2 separate regions of the Homo sapiens genome follow, and region 1 is linked to region 2. The links are chromatin contacts, found by Hi-C in ENCODE. All regions are on one chromosome and are shown on one strand. The core of a region is the stretch at or near the end of the contact, and the rest is flanking DNA. Distances in the headings are between cores, read along the strand shown.

The links. A loop is a pair of places that touch in the nucleus more often than their neighbours do. Pooled maps may share reads with other maps.
Region 1: a map of HCT116 shows a loop between it and region 2 (2.3-fold over the local background). The contact joins two enhancer-like sites. A Hi-C loop is called at or near these places in 5 of 168 maps with a recorded cell type or tissue (Caco-2, HCT116, IMR-90 and 2 more) and 12 of 50 pooled maps.

What each region holds. Positions count from the first base shown.
Region 1 is chr12:5,806,597-5,810,896 of GRCh38, reverse strand. ANO2 (anoctamin 2) reads left to right here. Exons shown (of 25, transcript NM_001364791.2): 8 at 3,529-3,584. Among named protein-coding and RNA genes, the nearest start is that of ANO2, 140 kb to the left of the region's middle. RefSeq lists an enhancer at 2,857-4,056. Within about 2 kb of position 1,701, at least 2 of the 41 ENCODE cell types and tissues checked have a DNase peak (open chromatin) inside an H3K27ac peak, as active enhancers do.
Region 2 is chr12:5,172,043-5,176,422 of GRCh38, reverse strand. The region is part of intron 4 of LOC105369617 (a long non-coding RNA gene); the gene reads right to left. Among named protein-coding and RNA genes, the nearest start is that of LINC02443, 69 kb to the left of the region's middle. RefSeq lists enhancers at 2,194-3,393, 3,862-4,380. Within about 2 kb of position 2,907, at least 3 of the 41 ENCODE cell types and tissues checked have a DNase peak (open chromatin) inside an H3K27ac peak, as active enhancers do.

The DNA of each region.
Region 1 (4,300 bases), core at 452-2,951, 640 kb before region 2:
TTCTTGGCCCTGCCCCTGTGGATGTGGGACAGTGTTGCTAGGCCTGGTTGTGTCAGGCTGCACAGATGTGTGGTCCATGCTGGGCAGGGAGGAAACATGAGTCTTTTCCTTTGGAGGTTTTTAGTTCTAAGCACTAGGCATGAAGTACCTGGTGATTTGAAGGAGACATGGGCACGTTGACTTCGAGGATCAGTAAGGGGCTCCTCAGGGGCTATACTTTGAGCTGAGACGTTGTTCCTGTTAAGGGAGACAGGGAAAGGAAAATGTCCTCAGCACTTTCTTCTTCTCACTGTCTCCCATCCTGAAAGTAACAGGACAAAAGGTTGGGTCTCTCTGTCTCTCCCTGGGTCGAGAGCTGAGAGGAAAGAATATAGATGCAATCCTGAAGAAGAAAGCTTTGCCATTATGGCCAGATGGATGGCGCATGATGGAACCAATTAGCCCATTTTTTGCTGAAAAGAAAGAAAAAAATCAGAATTTCAATTTTCAAAGCAGGGACTCTTTTTTAAAAACGTTTGATTATTTTCTTCTTGTTTTAAACTGATTTCCATGCTTGTTTGGGGGTAGAATCTTGGTTTCTGAAGTCTGGGTGAACGGGGAGGCCAAAGCAAATCCCTGTTGTTGGGTAAAGTTGTGGATGGATGCTTACTTTTCAACATGCCTCTCCTGCCCCATTCCTCCTCCTCTAATGTACTTTCTCCTCCCTTCCCTTATCAGCCACTGATTGGGATCACCCATAGGATACCACCTGAAAAGTAGGGAGTACACAGCTAGAGGGAACAGAGAAACATCCAGTTGCGGCATTTTGGGGGCTCTGGTTATCTGAGTCAGGACAACTCTGGTTTTATAACTTGAATCTTTGCTCCAAAGCAAAGGACCTTTTACCTTGACTTTCTGTCTTAGGAGGCAGAACAATCAGCTGGAGTGTAAAAGTTTCTTCATGAGCATAGAATGCTCAACAAAGCAGTGAGGAAGGCGATGAACAAGAGGAGTACTGAGATAACTGCAGCCGTAGGGCCGGTGACTGTTAGGGCTGCCATCTCTTCTGTGTTTCCAGCTGTGAGCTAAGTGCGGTGAGACGCACAGGTGAGAGGAGTGCTCTCTGACGCAGGTCAGGCCTCTGGGGAACACAAAACAATGAGCAAACCTTGTCCTGGAAGTGAAGCAAGCTGCCCACTTCCAGCTGCACCGTGCACAGGAAGCTTTATTTAAGATGGGGGATAGGGCGCATGGCTTTAATGTCCCAATAATTTGAGGCATTTCTGAGGATCTGGCAGCTGGGACCAGGAGTTCAGGTTGTCGGTCTAATGGTCTGATGCTTCCAGACACTCGGCTACCGTGCAAAGTCCAGCTGAGAATTAGCAGATGAGCTAAGTCGGTGAAAACAACTGCTGGACTTTTCCACAGAGTTTTGGGACTGTCTTAAGGGTATATACAGCTGCCACAGCAACTGTGGGGTGTGACTGTATGGATTGGGTTGGGTAGGTTCTGGGGTGCGGTCTAGCTGGGGCCTTACCCGCCTGTGATGCTTCAACCTCTATCCATGCCTACAGCACTTTGTAGCTTTAGCTTTTAACTACAAACTCCCACAAACTCCCCTCCCGGCTTGGGACTCCTCCCTTTGATTATGGTAGGGTGGCTTCACATTGCTGTGGTTATGGCTCTTGAACTGAGTAATGATGCTCAGAGTGAAATTGTAGTCTTGTGAGTCAGACAAATCTGCAGCTTAGCGAACCTCCAGGCACCCTTCCCCCATCTGCACTCCCTCTCCCCACCCTCTGCTCCTCTCACCCCACAAAGTTATTTCTCATGTTTTATGTGCATGCCAAGGAAGAAACTTAAAATCAGGAAAGGACTGGCCCTTTGGTGACGCAGCAGTACCAAAACACTTAGCTTTCAACTCATTGGAAGAGCAGCCACTTCTACTGGGCACACCTGGCAGCCTGCCGCGGGCCTCTGCTCCCACGTGGGGCCTGGAGAATAGTCTTTGTGCCATCCAATGTCCTGGAACTGTGGCAAATGGGGGCGAGGTTTGAGGAAGAGGAGGCTGATGGAGGGGAGAGGATTGTCTGAGATCCTCTGCGGGTCTCTGAGCATGTGGGTGGGGCATTGGGTAAGAGCGGGAGGTGGGAAGCCATGAATTTTAATGAGTAAATGTTGTCTAGATTTGTTATCCAACCTCGGCGTTTATTCAGAGCCATGCAAATGCAGATTTCTTAGCATTTGGACATCATACATCTTTCCCTCCAAAACCAATTATCTCCTCATCTCACTACAGTCTACAGTCTCTTTGGAAAGAATGGTTCAGGGCAGAAAGTAAGTGCGAGACAAGGGAAATCATTGTGTACCAGAAATTCCCCCTCTCCTCCCCCTCCATGATTAAATGTGGATCCTCGTATGGCGGGATCCTTGGTACTACGAGTTGGTGAGACATAATCCCTCCCATCTGGAAGCCAGCGACCTAGGACAGACCATCCCGACTCAGACAGAACACACAGACCACTTTATAGTCTCTGAAAAAAACCAAGAATGAAACAAGTAAATAACGACGACTTTATGCTGCGCAGAAGGTTCTCTGTTGTGAGTATAATGGAGTTGGAGGGACAGAGCCATTTGTTCATTTCACATTTGTTTAGTAGGGTCTGCTATGTGCAAGTGGTGTGAGACACTGTTGGAATTAAAACATAAATCCCTTGTATAGTTTTCAAACTTTTTGGTCTCAGGGTAACTTCACACTTTTAAAAATTATTGGGAACACCCAAAGGGTGTTTGCATGACTATGTCGACCAATGTTTACTGCATGAGAAGTTAAGGCTGAGAAATTGTGAAAGTGCAAGAATACACAAACACACATGCCATTAGCCATAGGGGATGATGTCAGCATGTGCCACAACACCCCACTATGTACTTGTGAAGGAAGAGTGAGAAAGCAGTTAGAAACCGTTAGTGCTGTTAGAAAAATAGTTTTCCTCCAGGGACCCCCGAAAGCCTCATGAGGACTCCCAGGGCTCCCCAGACCACATTTTGAGAACCACTGCCCTGTTGCTTCCTGCCCACCTCAGGGATATTATGGTCCAGGCGGCAGATCAGTCACAGCGAACGCTGCCTTGTGAAACAGCAGGAAGGAGCTCAAAGTGCAGTCGGATGCTCTCATACACTTTTATAGATCATGATTAAAATGATCCATATAACCATTCCTATGCGGTCATGGAGCACAGAGATTCTCACCTGATGGTGGTGGAAGGTTATTGGAATGGAATGACTGGAATCTTTGAAGACAGGAGGAATGTGAACTTTGAGACAGCATATTTGATATTAAAACATAATTTTGTATTTAGAGAATGAAACAATATTGTTCTTATACTAAGAACCAGAGCTTGACAAAAAGTTCTAGCCTGGATGATATAGAGGAGGATGCAGTGATTCTCAACTGGGGGGGCATGTGAAAGCTTATTTATCAAAAAACAGGGGTTAAGTTGAGAAACGCTTGCCCCAGAGTTACTATTTTCATCTCCCTTTCTTCCGTAGGTATTAACTCTCTGATCGCAAACAATATCTATGAGGCTGCCTACCCTCTTCATGACGTAAGTACTATTTTCATCAGCGTGCTCTCTGTAGTCTTCAAAACTTTGAAAACCACAACTTTTCAGTGGCAGTGAGATGGGTGAATACCTGCAGGGTGAGGCAGGAGTGAATCATGACATTAAAATACCTTGACTGACCCTGGACCACTCATTGCTGACAATAATCCCCAGTTTGATTTTTGCCAATCATCTCAAACTGTCTCGGCAATGATTTCCCCAGATGACACAATAAACTGGGCTTTGTTTGAGCTTTTCTTGTACTCCCTAGCTTTATTTTTAGCAAAAGTGTAACTATACAGATGTGGCATGAGGTGATTAAAGGGAGGAGATATTGATGAGGGTGGTGGATGGTGGTGGAAGGAGACTGAAAGGCGTGAGTAATCCCTAACCTGGACTGTCAGACGTCTCCTTAGCTGCCTGAAAGTGATATTTTGTATGGGAGAGTTTTGTGCAGATGTGAAATTCCTCCTTAACATGCAGGTACATATTAACGAAAGATCATTATTTTAAAAAAAATTTTTTTTGAAGAAAATCTCTCAGAATTCCTTGTACAATGCTTTGGTTAAGTAAAGAAAACAGAATGACTGTAATGAAATCTCTCCTTGACTGGAGATAATGTTACGAACATACCATGATACAATGCAATGGTATTCTTCAAGACAGTTTACGAGAATGTAACTGGTCCTTGAGCTAAATGCTCCATGGCTTCACTATTC
Region 2 (4,380 bases), core at 1,658-4,157:
TTCAAGAAATCTGCTACTCCCATGGAAGCTCAGGGACCCTCATACCTAAATCCTTAGGTGACCTAGTTTGGCTTCTACTCTGTGTTGAATACCAGTGGCACATCACCAATCCTCCTTTCCCAAGTACATTTTCACCATACTTTCTGCCTCCCACTCCTCCTACTCCTCCTCTGTCACTTAGCAACTTGGGGTCCCAGCATGAGTAAGTGGGAGGAACTGGAATTTCCAGAGTCCAACTAGCTGCAAACTTCCCCTTCTAGTTCCCTAGGTCACCCTCACATTTCTTGCAGCTTCTCAAGGTCCCTGGTCTTTTTACTTCCAGAACATCTTGTCAACGGAAGACGCTCTACAGAATGAGCAGTCACATGTGAATGGGTCTGTCTCATGTAGTCATGGAGCTATCATTTTCCCCTTAGTTTATCATCAAGTCAACTGGAAGTTGAAGTCCCAATATTATAGGCAACCAGCATGTGCTTCTACCCTGTACATGGTCTTAAAAGTCAGGACATATATGAAATTGTGATACGATATCATTCCTAACTTAAGACCCTGATGCAGAGGAATAATATATGGCCATGATGATTCCTCAAGGATCTAGAACCAGAAATACCATTTGACCCAGCAATCCCATTACTGGGTATATGCTCAAAGGATTATAAATCATTCTACTATAAAGACACACGCACATGTATGTTTATTGCAGCACTATTCACAATAGCAAAGTCTTGGAACCAACCCAAATGCCCATCAATGATAGACTGGATAGAGAAAATGTGGCACATATACACCATGGAATACTATGCAGCCATTAAAAAGGATGAGTTCATGTCCTTTGCAGGGACATGGATGAAGCTGGAAACCATCATCCTCAGCAAACTAACACAAGCAACTAAACACCCTCAATCTGGGTGGGCATCACCTAATCAGCAGCCAGTGCAGCTAGGATAAGGAGGCAGGAGAAGGCGGAATAGCAGACTTGCTGGGTCTTCCAGGCTCCATCTTTCTCCCGTGCTGGATGCTTCCTGCCTTCAAACATCAGACTCCAGGTTTTTCAGCTTTTGGATTCTTGGACTTACACCAGTGATTTGCCAGGGGCTCTTCGGCCTTTGCCCAAAGACTGAAGGCTGCACTGTCAGCTTCCCTACTTCTGAGGTTTTGGGACTTGCACTGACTTCCTTGCTCCTCAGCTTGTAGATGGTCTATGTTGGGACTTCACCTTGTGATCGTGTGAGTCAATTTTTCTAATAAACTCCCCTTCCTATATACATATATCCTATTAATTCTGTTCCTTCAGAGAGCCCTGACTAATACACTACCCAAAGGAAAAGAAGTCATTTTATGAAAAAGGCACCTGCACACACATGTTTATGGCAGCCCAATTCACAATTGCAAAGATACGGAAGCAACCTAAGTCCACATCGATCAGTGAGTGGATAAAGAAAATGTAGTATATATCCACCATGGAACACTACTTAGCCATAAAGAGGAAGAAAGTAATGTCTTTTGCAGCAACTTGGATGGAGCTGCAGGTCATTATTCTAAGTAAAGTAACCCAGGAATGGAAACCCAAATACTGTACATTCTTACTTATAAGTGGGAACTAAGCTATAGGGAAGCAAAAACATATACAGTGATATAAAGGACTGTGGGAACTTGGCGGAGAAGTTGAGAGGAGGGTGAGAGATAAAAGACTACATATTAGGTACAGTGTACACTGTTTGGGTGATGGGTGCACTAAAATCTCAGAATTCACCAGTAAAGAACTCATCCACCCTAAAAACTATTGAAATAAAAAATAATAATATAAAGAAAAATAAAATAAATAATAATAAACTATTGTTACAATAGCTTGGGTGAATCTCAAAGGCATAATGCTGAGTGAAAGAAGCTAGTTTCAGAAAATTACATGCTGTATAAATTCATTCATATGACATCCTCAAAAAGATAAAACTATAGTAATAGAGAAAAGATCATTGGTTGCCGGGGTTAGAAATATGGAGAGAGTATGACTACAAAGGGAGTAGTAGCATGAAGGAGTTCTTTGGGGTCATGGAACTGTACTGTATTCTGATAATAGTAGTGGTTACATGATCCTACATATATGTTAAAGCTCATGGAGCTATAAAACCCCCGAAAGTCAATTTTGCTATATTTTAATTTTTAAAGAAAGGAACATAGAGCTATTTTGAGAAAAATAAAGACATGAAAGGATAGCCCAAGAGAGTCCAGTAGAAGAAGCAGAGGCAAAGTTTTCCTTGGCTCTTGGTTATGGGCTGTCTGCTGAATATGAGTCTTGGATCTTTTTCAGCATCAACTTGCAGAAGCTATGCCTTTCCACCCTTGCCCTTGTAGCTTCTCTGAGTCCAGGTCTCCCCACTCCCATGCCAATGGACCCTTCATAATGGGGAAGGCATCACAGCAAGACGCAGGCTTGGGGCTTTCCCAATGACCAGGTTCTCATTAAGTGCCATCTCACCATCAACCAGCGACAGCAATGTCCCTCTTGCCCAAGCTCCTCCCTTCCCTGCACTCTGGTTGCCCTCTAAATGGCACCAGCCCAAACCAGGGACAGTCACTCGTCCACTCACTTCCCAAATATTTACAGAGCGCCTGTTGGGTGCCAGGCTCCTCCAGGGGCCCTGCTGCCAGGCCGAAGCCCACGGCGGCATATTCTGGAGAGCCCGGCTGTTGGAGCAGCTGTCCTCTCAAGAACCAGCACTGGCATGTCCTGTCCCAGAGGACCCAGGTCGTTATCTCATTTCCCATCTTTGCAGATTTTAAATGCTTTCCAACACTTCACCCCTTTCTCAGATGAAGATTTAAACATAGGCGGGTGGACATCCAATATGGTAATATTTTTCTGTTGATTCATCAACCTCCACAGGCACTTGCTTCCTTGATTCTCTGACCTTATTCAGTTGGTACTTTCAGTGTGACAACTTTTCTCAACTCACTGGCAGAAAAAATCATTCTCGTCCTGTTTCCAGAGGTGCAACAGGAGGTTGGCAAGAGTAAGTCTTAAAGAACAGCAGTGATGCCTGCTAGGGCCCTGACAGATTGGCAATAGAACTGGGGCTAGAGTCTACACCGCAAGAGCTCCCGTGCGTTTCCACAGTCAAACAACCCAGAATGCTGAACATCTTACAATCTGAAGAATTTGTCCAAAAACCAGACAGAAATGGAGGAAGCTCTCTCCCAAGTATCTGCATAAGCAACGTAGGGCAGAAACACTTTCAAAACTCTGTCGTGTCCTGGGGGCAAGAGATGTTTTTGATAGATGTTGCGATGACAGCAGTTCACAGCAGCCCCACATTCAGGGAACTGTTCCAGCGCGCCAGAGGTTGGGAGGCTTTTAACTCTCTTCATTCATCCTCACACACGCCAGCTAAGCGAAAGCAACGTGAAGGAGCTGACAAACCACAAAGACCAGGAAATGCAGAGTAAATGCTGATCGGAAGAGCAGTAGAAGGTAAATGGGTATCAAAATATAATCTGGGAGTGCGGGCTGGCCTTAGGATGCTTGAAAGCTGTTCTGATGACTTCCCAGCACACGCGGAGGAGACCAGCCCGCAGGTGCCAGGAGCGGGAAGGGAAGCAAATGTACACCCTTGTGCACTTGCCCAGTGCACACCGCAAATGTGCTGTCCCTGGTGCGGTGTGCAGCAAGGCTGGCCTAATGCTAAACTTTGGTCAGAGCTTTGCTGAGTGAGAACGCCAGTTCCAACCCTCAATGTGACACTTTATTAATTAAGTGAGGGATTTACAGCAATAACTGATAATCAAATGGAACAATTGTAACAATATACTGCAATACAAGTTTTGTGATTGTGGTCTCTACCTTGCTGTACTGTGCTCACCTATCTTTGAAATTCAACTGACTTCATGTAACTGAAACTGCAGAGAGTAAAAATCATGGAAAACGGGTATTATTGCATGTCTCTTGACCTTGGCAGTCCCAGGTGGTTGGGAGAGCACCTGACAGATCCTAGCAGGCTGACCTCAGTGCTAGTCCCAGCTGTAACTAGCTAAGTCACTGAGTAAGCCATCTGCCCTCTAAGGCTCTGCCGCAGATGCAGCTGTGTGCCCTCCAGGTGCCCAAATAGATGAGAGAAGAGCACAGCAAAATTTCCCATCCAGACAGCCCCTCTGTACAACCCTTGACTTTCAAATCTTGAACCTCTCGGGCATCGGGGCACAAAAACCCTGGTAGGTTCACAAACACTGAGGACCTGAGCCCTCTGATGCCTCTGGCGGGACCATGTTCTGGGTGGGACCGTGTTCTTGGACCACCGTGGGCACACGTCATTCTGAAGACACTTGTTCTCCAGTCTACAGGCCACCCTTTGCCCATTCCCACTCCTCTAGTGAATCTGAATGGCA